Regions from separate parts of the Homo sapiens genome. Here region 1 is linked to region 2. Evidence: read pairs that join two places in POLR2A ChIA-PET (ENCODE). Cell type or tissue: OCI-LY7. All regions are shown on one strand. Links, peaks and the distances in the headings refer to the core of each region. The heading gives the core; the rest is flanking DNA. Region 1 overlaps BSCL2 (BSCL2 lipid droplet biogenesis associated, seipin). Region 2 overlaps MTA2 (metastasis associated 1 family member 2).

Region 1 (2,500 bases), core at 1-2,500, 100 kb before region 2:
ACCTTGTGATCCACCTGCCTTGGCCTCCCAAAGTGCTGGGGAGATGGGGTTTCACCATGTTGGCTAGGCTGGTCTTGAACTCCTGAATGCAGGTGATCCATCCGCCTTGGCCTCCCAAAGTGCTGGGATTACAGACGTGAGCCACTGTGCCCCACCAAGGTCTCTTCTTCTTCTTCTTTTTTTTTTTTTTCTTTTTGAGACAGAGTCTCGTGCTGTTGCCTGGGCTGGAGTGCAGTGGCGCAATCTCAGCTCACTGCAACCTCTGCCTCCAGATTCAAGCCATTCTCCTGCCTTGCCTCAGCCTCCCAAGTAACTGGGATTACAGGTGCCTGCCACCACACCTGGCTAATTTTTTTTTGTATTTTTAGTAGAGATGGGGTTTCACTATGTTGGCCAGGCTGATCTCGAACTCCTGACCTCGTGATCCACCCCCTTGGCCTCCCAAAGTGCTGGGATTACAAGCATGAGCCACTGCGCCCGGCCTAGTTCTCTTTTCTTAACAGTGGTTGTAGGACCTATCAACAGATGCAGAGAAGGGCGTTATAATCAATGGTTTAAAGTCATTTTTTCCCTTAAGTCCCTGGTCCAGAGCTATAGTTTCTAAAGCAGAGCTTCTTAAACTTTTAGGAAATGGATCTTATGGCCCTTCCTGCCATAAAAACATATATACGGCCGGGCGCGGTGGCTCACACCTGTAATCCCAGCACTTTGGGAGGCCGAGGCAGGCGGATCACAAGGTCAGGAGATTGAGACTATCCTGGCTAACACCGTGAAACCCTGTCTCTACTAAAAATAAAAAAATTAGCCGGGCGTGGTGGCAGGCGCCTGTTGTCCCAGCTACTTGAGAGGCTGAGGCAGGAGAAATGGCGTGAACCTGGGAAGCGGAGCTTGCAGTGAGCCGAGATCGTGCCACTGCACTCCAGCCTGGGCGACAGAGCAAGACTCCGTCTCAAAAAAAAAAAAAAAAAAAAAACGTATATGCATGCCCAGGCATATGCTGCACCCACACCCCCACATGCAAATTTGCCTACAATTGGAGGGGTTCATGAGCTTCTTAATAACCATCTGTAGATCCTTTTGGAGGCGTTTTCTCAAACTAGGACCCAGACCAGAGCTACCAAATCAGAATCTCTTGGGGTGGGACCCTGGAATTTCCTTTTTTTTTTTTTTGAGATGGAGTTTCACCCTTGTTGCCCAGGCTGGAGTGCAGTGGCGTGATCTTGGCTCACCACAACCTCTGCCTCCCAGGTTCAGGCGATTCTTCTGCCTCAGCGTCCCGAGTAGGTGGGATTACAGGCATGCGCCACCACGCCCCGCTAATTTTGTATTTTTAGTAGAGATGGGGTGTCTCCATGTTGGTCAGGCTGGTCTTAAACTCCTGACCTCAGGTGATCCGCCCTCCTCGGCCTCCAAAAGTGCTGGGATTACAGGCGTGAGCCGCTGCTGCTTGGCCCTGGAATTTACATTTTTATCAAGCTCCTTAAGTCTTTAGAAACACTGAAGTATGCAACTATTTAAGTATCTCTAGATTCCCATCTAAGAACATCTGTTGTAATGAGAGGACATACATTGAAGTCATAGGAAGAGAATGAAATAATCCTGGTATCTTGAATCTCCTGGCCACATTTGTTCTCCATCTTTGTAACAGAGAGAAGGGTGCCTGTTCTGAGAGAAGGGAGGAGGGCAGGAGGGAGCCCTAGGGGGCAAAGAAGGTGTATGGATGGACTAGTAAGACTAACTTAGCAGAGTATCCTCCTCCAATCTCATTTAGGACCGACTGTGATTCCTCCACCACCTCACTCTGCTCCTTCCCTGTTGCCAATGTCTCGCTGACTAAGGGTGGACGTGATCGGGTGAGTATGGGAACTAGAGAGAGGTTTCATTAGAGCTTTGATGACTCAAAATAGGAAGACTTGAGAAAGGCCTAGAGAGAAGGAATTGAGTAATAAGAGACTGGCCGGGCACGGTGGCTCACGCCTGTAATCCCAGTACTTTGGGAGGCTGAGGTGGGCAGATCACCTGAGGTTGGGAGTTCGAGACCAGCCTGACCAACGCGGAGAAACCCCGTCTCTACTAAAAATACAAAATTAGCTGGGCGTGGTGGTGCATGCCTGTAATCCCAGCTACTTGGGAGGCTGAGGCAGGAGAATCACTTGAATCCGGGAGGAGGAGGTTTCGGTGAGCCGAGATCACGCCATTGCACTCCAGCCTGGGCAACAAGAATGAAGCTCTGTCTTAAAAAAAAAAAGGAGACTAAGAGGAAGGCTTTGAAGGAAAAGAAATTAAAATTAATTGTGTGTATTGATGGATCTTTCTGCAGCAGGTGTTAGAAATGTTCTTTCTCAACATAGTCCCTGACTTACGGTAATTCAACTTAAGAATTTTTCAACTTACTGTGGTGCAAAAGCGACATACATTCCTTAGACACTGTACTTCAGGTACCTATACAACCATTCTGTTTTTCACTCTCTTTCTTTTTTTTTTTTTTTTTCCAGACAGT
Region 2 (7,047 bases), core at 383-2,882:
ACGGCACTTTCGGGGCTGCGTCAGGGGCTCCCCGGGGCACGGAGTGGCCTTCGGAACCGGTTCCGAAGGAGCTGACAGGGTAGGGAGGGAACGCGAGGGGCTGGGGCGACGGCTTTGCCACCGCGGGGGAGCCGCCCGGAGGTTTCCTCTTCCCAGGCGTTATTGTGCGCCTCGATTCGAAAAGGTAGGGGCCCTGCGCTAGAGCGGACAATTACTTCGCCGCGACTGGGGTGCAACTCATCGCTGAGTTGTGGGGACTGCAGGGGAACCCCTGCTTCTTGCCTGTTCCTTAAGGCTCTCTTTTGAGTAAAGGATCTAATTTTAGAACTAGGTGCGGTGGGGATGGGGGACATCCTTATTTTCTCTTAGTCTGTCCACTTTCACATCTCAGCGCCCTTTCTACCTGAATCCTTATCTCCTTTTGATCCACTCAGGCCAACTTTCTCTCCTACCCTGGTGCTCTGCGTCTCCCATCTCCTCTGATCTTCGTGGTTCTCCCCCCTCCCTTCCCTTACAGATTACGTCTATTTTGAGAACTCTTCCAGCAATCCTTACCTGGTTAGACGGATTGAGGAGCTCAACAAGGTGAGTGGAGCAGAATCCCTCTCCCTCCCTCCCGCAGTGGTCTCTTCTGAGGTTTCTAACTTCTGGTGGAAGAGAGGATCCTATACTAAGTACCCATTCATATTCGTTCATTCATTCATTGGATGTATTCAGGAAAGGCTATTGAGAGGTTAGCAGGAACTTTACTATTCTGTCTCTTGGGGGCAAAGGAAAGGGATTTGGAAGTCTATCCTTGAATGTAAGTCTTTACTCATATTTTCTTGGGCTTTTTAATTTAGGTCCCTCTGAAACTTACTGTTATTTGTCTCTTTGTGCATTTCTGTTCCCAGATGATCAATTTCCACTGCTACGTTGTTTTGTTTTTGTTTTTTTCCTCCCCTTAGACTGCAAATGGAAATGTGGAGGCAAAGGTTGTCTGTCTTTTCCGGCGCAGGGACATTTCTAGTAGCCTCAACAGCCTGGCTGATAGTAATGCCAGTGAGTATCTTCCTCCCTTTCTTTTTCTCCTACCCATGATCTGAGGCCTGGGCATGTCCCTGCAGGTATTTCCCCTGGTAGCATGCCCAAGGCAGAGGTGTGAGTTTGGGGGTGGGAAATGCCTGGCCTGAGGAGGGAGGCCTGTTTTTACATGTTGGGGTTGGAAGCAGGGTGGAGAGATTGTGATAAGGAAAGCGATAATATGGTTTGTATATGAGAGTAAGAGAGAGATGATAACATTTAGAGTATGAGGACGAGCTTTAGAGAAACAATGGTTTTCTAAAGGGGGGCAGTTTGGGGTACATTGAGACAGTAGGTGATGACTGAAGGTCAACGTGAAGAGGAAGACATTGTACTGAGAAGCCTGCGTAACAGAGAAGCAGGCTTATTTTGTAATCACAAGGTGATGAGAGTACCTGGAAGTTAGAAGATGGCTGGAAGTTTTCTTGCGCTTTTTAATTTCTCACCTCGCCCATTTCCCCGCCCGCCCCCCTCCATTTTACATCTTTCCCTTTTCATTTTGCCCTATCTTCATTCTCTTTAAGGTCTCATCTTCTTTTTTTAAAAAACATATTTTCCTTAGCTTCTTTTTCCTTTCCTGCTTTGGTTTTCTTTTTCCTTCCTTTTGTTCCACCTTTCTAAATTATTTTCCTTTTTCAGACTGCTCTGGGTGAGAAGGGGTTAAAGAGGAGCCCAGCTTACCAAGTTCCTTGGCCCTTTAGGGTTTCCAGCCCCATCTGGCAGGGGCTGACCTTGGCCTTGTCCAATCAGAAGGGGTGTTGGGGGTGTGGTCCCCCTTGCCTCAGCACAGGGTTTCCGGAGCACACAAGCGAGGGGTGGAGCCTACTGCACAACCCCCCCCTTCTCCCTGAGGTTGGGAACAATACACCAATGAGCCTGGGGCTGAGGTTCTTCTGCTCCCTCCCACTTTGGTTGGCGCCTAGCCAGGTTAACCCCTTCCGCTAGGTTTCAGGGCAAGCTGCAGCTCCTTGGGGAGGAAGGTGTTGGCACTGGCTTGAGAGGTGTTGTCCTTGGAAACCCCAGGAACTATTATTAGCCAAGTAGAAAATGAGGGATAGTTAGGGCTGCATGTGATGTTTTAGAGCAAAGAGTCTCCTGAAATTGAAAAGAACTGGTAAACACAGTCTTGTGTGATATTTTTTCATCTTGAGTTCCTGGACCTCAGGCTGGTTTAGCAAGCAAGAGACAAGTGTGATGTTCTTGCTGGCCCGTTGTGGACTTTGGTGTCTGAGTACTGGCAGCTGGGTAGCGATGTATTTCTAGAGCATTCTTCGTACTCTCAGCAGTTCTTCTCTAAAAGCATTACTGATAGAGTTGGGAGCATCTATGATGGGGCATAGAGCTAAGAAGGAAAGCTGGTGGGATAAGGGTATAGAAGGCAGACGCCTGGGAAATGTGAGAAAAAAACAGCCAAGATAGGAAATATTTTCCCTGAGTTAGAGTTTCCAGGGTGGTGTTTTGCTGGATCCATTTCTGACTTGGTTTCTTCCTCTTTAATCTCCCAGGGGAGTTTGAAGAGGAATCAAAGCAGCCAGGGGTGTCTGAGCAGCAGCGCCATCAACTGAAGCACCGGGAACTTTTTCTTTCTCGGCAATTTGAATCATTACCAGCCACCCACATACGGTACAGGACAACTGGGGCCAGCATAGCCTGCGTGCACTTACGTAGAAGATGGAGAGAAGGAGGTGGTATTGAGAGATGCTGTGGGGAGGGAGAGTGGGGCTCACCGGGGTTTTCCAATCTCTCTCCTATAGGGGGAAATGCAGTGTGACCCTCTTGAATGAGACAGATATCTTGAGCCAGTACCTGGAAAAGGAGGTGAGAAAGAGATGTTGAGAGAAGAGCGAGGGGAATGGGTATTGCCCGCAAAAGAGAGGGGGAAAGGAGCACAATGATGAGGTACAGGGTTGCCAGACTGCCGGTCATGGAAACTCAGATACACCTCCCTCCCCGCCGCCTATGTGGATTGCTGCCTTGCTTACCTTGTCTCTCCCCAATTCCAGGACTGCTTTTTTTACTCACTGGTGTTTGACCCCGTGCAGAAGACACTTCTCGCTGATCAGGGCGAGATTAGAGTTGGTTGCAAATACCAAGCTGAGATCCCAGATCGCCTAGTAGAGGGTAAGCAACAGGACAAGACTGTACGGCTACCAGGTTGTCTAATTCCAAGGGGCACTTTAACATTATAGTCTCTGTGAATGGCGTCACCTGGGGTTGTGCAGTGCACTGTCTGCAGGGCTCTCTGCCATGACCCTGACAGAATGGGCCTGTAGGAACCTGAAAAGGGAAAATGGGAACAGTTGGGAAGAGAAGTCGGAGAGTTGATAGAATCCAAGCAGAAGAAGAGAAGGAGGAGGTGCTATTGTGAATGAAAAGACACCAACTGTTCCCCCCTGCCCTCTCCCTGTTGATGCCATTGTTCTTTTCCCCAGGAGAATCTGATAATCGGAACCAGCAGAAGATGGAGATGAAGGTCTGGGACCCAGACAACCCTCTCACAGACCGGCAGATCGACCAGTTTCTTGTGGTGGCCCGGTGAGGGGTGGGTGGATAGGGAAGATGGGCTGGGGGAGGTGTGGACATTGTTCTGAGTCCCATGGTTCTTAGAGATGGACTTTATTTCTTTCATTGCCATGGATGTTTTCCTTCTTTCTCCTTTGGCTTAATTTCCCAGCCCACTTGGGCTTTTGACTTTTCTTTCGCTTTTGACTTCTCAATTTCTCCCTTAGAGCTGTGGGAACCTTTGCAAGAGCCCTAGATTGTAGCAGCTCCATTCGGCAGCCAAGCTTGCACATGAGTGCAGCTGCTGCCTCCCGAGATATCACTCTGGTGAGCAGAAGTTGGTGGGTAGTTGGGCAGGCTGGGTTTTCTGGGGACTTGCAGAGCCTGGGAACAGAAGAGGAGGGTATCTCTGAGGGAGTGGGAGTGTTTTTTTTTTGTTTGTTTTGTTTTGTTTTGAGAGGAGTCTTGCTCTGTCGCCCAGGCTGGAGTGCAGTGGCGCAATCTCAGCTCACTGCAAGCTCCGCCTCCCGGGTTCACACCACTCTCCTGCCTCAGCCTCCCGAATAGCTGGGACTACAGGCACCCGCCACCACGCCTGGCTAATTTTTTGTATTTTTAGTAGAGACGGGGTTTCACCGTTTTAGCCAGGATGATCTCGATCTCCTGACCTCGTGATCTGCCCGCCTCCGCTTCCCAAAGTGCTGGGATTATGGGTGTGAGCCACCGCGCCCGGCCGGGAGTGGGAGTGTTTTAAGGAGCAGGAAGGGAGTGGTGCCAAAAGTTTCAGGTCCTCAGTTGCTCTCCATCTTCCCCATAGTTTCACGCCATGGATACCTTGCAAAGGAACGGCTACGACCTGGCTAAGGCCATGTCGACCCTGGTACCCCAGGGAGGCCCGGTGCTGTGTCGGGATGAGATGGAGGAATGGTCAGCCTCAGAGGCCATGCTATTTGAGGAGGCCCTAGAGAAGTATGGGAAGGACTTCAATGATATTCGCCAGGATTTTGTAAGTGGATGGCACTAGGAGGAGAAGTGGGAGAGATGACAGGTGAGGGAACCAGGACCTGGGGCCAGATGCCAGCTCATTCTTCCTCCCTCTGCCCCCCTTAGCTACCCTGGAAGTCACTTGCCAGCATAGTCCAGTTTTATTACATGTGGAAAACCACAGACCGGTATATTCAGCAGGTATTATCTGGGCTGGGGAGGGTGGACCATAGGCTACCTGCTGACCTCTGCCTTTGAAGTTGATGACATTCTCCCTGCTATGAGGCTCTGATCCTTCTCTTTCTTTTTACCTTCTTACAGAAAAGGTTGAAAGCTGCTGAAGCAGACAGCAAACTGAAACAGGTCTACATTCCCACCTAGTAAGTGTGGTGGGTAGGGGAGACCAGAGTGTTTTCCTTCCCTTCCCCTAACTTGTGCCTTCCTCAGTGATTGGGGGTGGGCAGGAGGTAGGGGCACACTGAGAGTGGAAATTGATTCTTTTCCTTGACCAGTTTCTTGTTTTTTTCCCTTCTCCTCGCCTTCCCCGTTAGCACTAAGCCAAACCCTAACCAGATCATTTCTGTGGGTTCAAAACCTGGCATGAATGGGGCTGGATTTCAGAAGGGCCTGACTTGTGAGAGTTGCCACAGTGAGTTACGGGGGCACTGGGATGGTGGGGATGGGTGGAAGGCCTGCTGTGGCTCAAGAATCTGAGGGGCTTAGGTAGTATGCTTCTTCCCTGTCCCCCTCCTCTCCGTACTCTACAGCCACACAGTCTGCTCAGTGGTATGCCTGGGGCCCACCTAACATGCAGTGCCGCCTCTGTGCTTCCTGTTGGATCTACTGGAAGAAGTATGGGGGACTGAAGACCCCAACTCAGCTTGAGGGGGCCACTCGGGGCACCACGGTAAGGATCAGTGGGAAGAAAAGCAGGGGAGAGCAGTAAGCATATTGATGGTGAGCTTAGGTGAAGGCCAGAATATTCAACTCTTTATATGGTGATGGTTTGATGGACGGGGTGCTTGATGCTGGTTGGGGAGACACATAGGCCAAGAGGTCAGTAAAGAGATTAGACAGGAATAAATTGTCCCCTGCAGGGAATGGAAGAAAGAAGGGAGCCTCAGTGCTGATTTCTGCTCTCTCTCTTTCCTATGCTCTTCTTCTAGGAGCCACACTCAAGGGGTCATTTATCCAGACCTGAAGCTCAAAGTCTCTCTCCTTACACAACCAGCGCCAACAGGGCCAAGCTACTGGCTAAGAACAGACAAACTTTCCTGCTTCAGACCACAAAGCTGACCCGTCTTGCCAGACGCATGTGCAGGGACCTATTACAGCCAAGGAGGGCCGCCCGACGGCCTTATGCTCCTATCAATGCCAATGCCATCAAAGCAGAGTGTAAGGGCAGGGAGTGGTGGGACTGGTGGTGGGTTTCGGATTGCTCTGCCCAGAGACCGTTGTTTCTCTGGATGTCTAATAACAGGAGGGATAGTAGGCCACAGATAATTTTTTTAAGATTAGAGTTGGCTTCTGGCCTTAGAGGAGACCTGAATGGTGAAGCCCTTCAGAAGCTTTCTTCTTTGTTCTCCAGGCTCCATTCGACTTCCTAAGGCCGCCAAGACTCCATTGAAGATTCACCCTCTGGTGCGGCTGCCCCTGGCAACTATCGTCAAAGATCTGGGTATGGGATGGGGACCAGTGAGGTTGGCATCAGGCTCCCAGTCCTTTCCCTGTCTGACATCTCTCCCCTTGCTTTTTTTCTTCCTCATAGTGTCCTCAGAGATTTAGTCTAACAAACTGTACTTTTGTTGTTTAATAATTTTTTTTGTAAACTATTCAGTATTACTGTACTGATTTGATAAGGTCATACTGATATTTGAAATACTAGTGATAGCTTGCCAGAACATTCCCCCATTGCTACTTTTGGGGATGCCCAGGTAAACTGCTGGTCCAGGGAAGAGAGATGGAAGTAACAAAGGGGAACTGCGTGGGAAGAAAAGGTGCGAAAGTTTTCTGTTTTTTTCCAGTGGCCCAGGCACCCCTGAAACCAAAAACACCTCGGGGTACCAAGACACCGATCAACAGAAACCAGCTGTCCCAGAACCGGGGACTGGGGGGCATTATGGTGAAACGGGCCTATGAGACTGTGAGTTGACAGAAAGGGGTGGGCCAGATTGAGTTGGGTGGGCTTTTGTCTCTCATAGGAGTCTGAGAGGGTCCCTTCCCTCATTGTGCCATCCTACCCCTTTTCCAGATGGCAGGGGCAGGGGTTCCTTTCTCTGCCAATGGAAGGCCTCTGGCTTCAGGGATTCGTTCAAGCTCACAGCCAGCAGCCAAGCGTCAGAAACTAAACCCAGCTGATGCCCCCAATCCTGTGGTGTTTGTGGCCACAAAGGATACCAGGTAAGGCGTCTACCATGGGAGGGGCTGAGAGGGACAGTCCAGGCTGGTGAGTGTGGGGAGTAGGAGTATCAGAGCAAGAGCTCCAGGAAAGTTGTGGAT

Evidence for each region. Peaks named below come from ENCODE experiments on the same cell type or tissue, not always from the same donor. Only the 100,000 strongest peaks of a DNase experiment are listed, where the experiment ranks them.
Region 1: POLR2A ChIA-PET joins it to region 2 with 12 read pairs; 28 of 35 experiments call an interaction of 5 or more read pairs at or near these places.

What each region holds. Positions count from the first base shown.
Region 1 is chr11:62,701,821-62,704,320 of GRCh38, reverse strand. It overlaps BSCL2 (BSCL2 lipid droplet biogenesis associated, seipin), which reads left to right. Exons shown (of 11, transcript NM_001122955.4): 3 at 1,772-1,853. HNRNPUL2-BSCL2 (HNRNPUL2-BSCL2 readthrough (NMD candidate)) reads left to right here. Exons shown (of 24, transcript NR_037946.1): 16 at 1,772-1,853. Among named protein-coding and RNA genes, the nearest start is that of BSCL2, 4.4 kb to the left of the region's middle. In OCI-LY7, for the core only: no CTCF peak of the experiment used is centred there; no DNase peak of the experiment used is centred there.
Region 2 is chr11:62,594,160-62,601,206 of GRCh38, reverse strand. MTA2 (metastasis associated 1 family member 2) reads left to right here. Exons shown (of 18, transcript NM_004739.4): 2 at 518-585; 3 at 948-1,041; 4 at 2,568-2,685; 5 at 2,817-2,880; 6 at 3,066-3,183; 7 at 3,495-3,597; 8 at 3,792-3,891; 9 at 4,382-4,570; 10 at 4,675-4,749; 11 at 4,870-4,928; 12 at 5,100-5,197; 13 at 5,316-5,455; 14 at 5,715-5,943; 15 at 6,137-6,226; 2 more. Among named protein-coding and RNA genes, the nearest start is that of MTA2, 4.2 kb to the left of the region's middle. RefSeq lists a silencer at 1-26 and enhancers at 277-326, 1-471, 2,065-2,204. In OCI-LY7, for the core only: no CTCF peak of the experiment used is centred there; a DNase peak (open chromatin) is centred at 1,846; H3K4me3 peaks cover 1,971 bases; H3K27ac peaks cover 2,160 bases.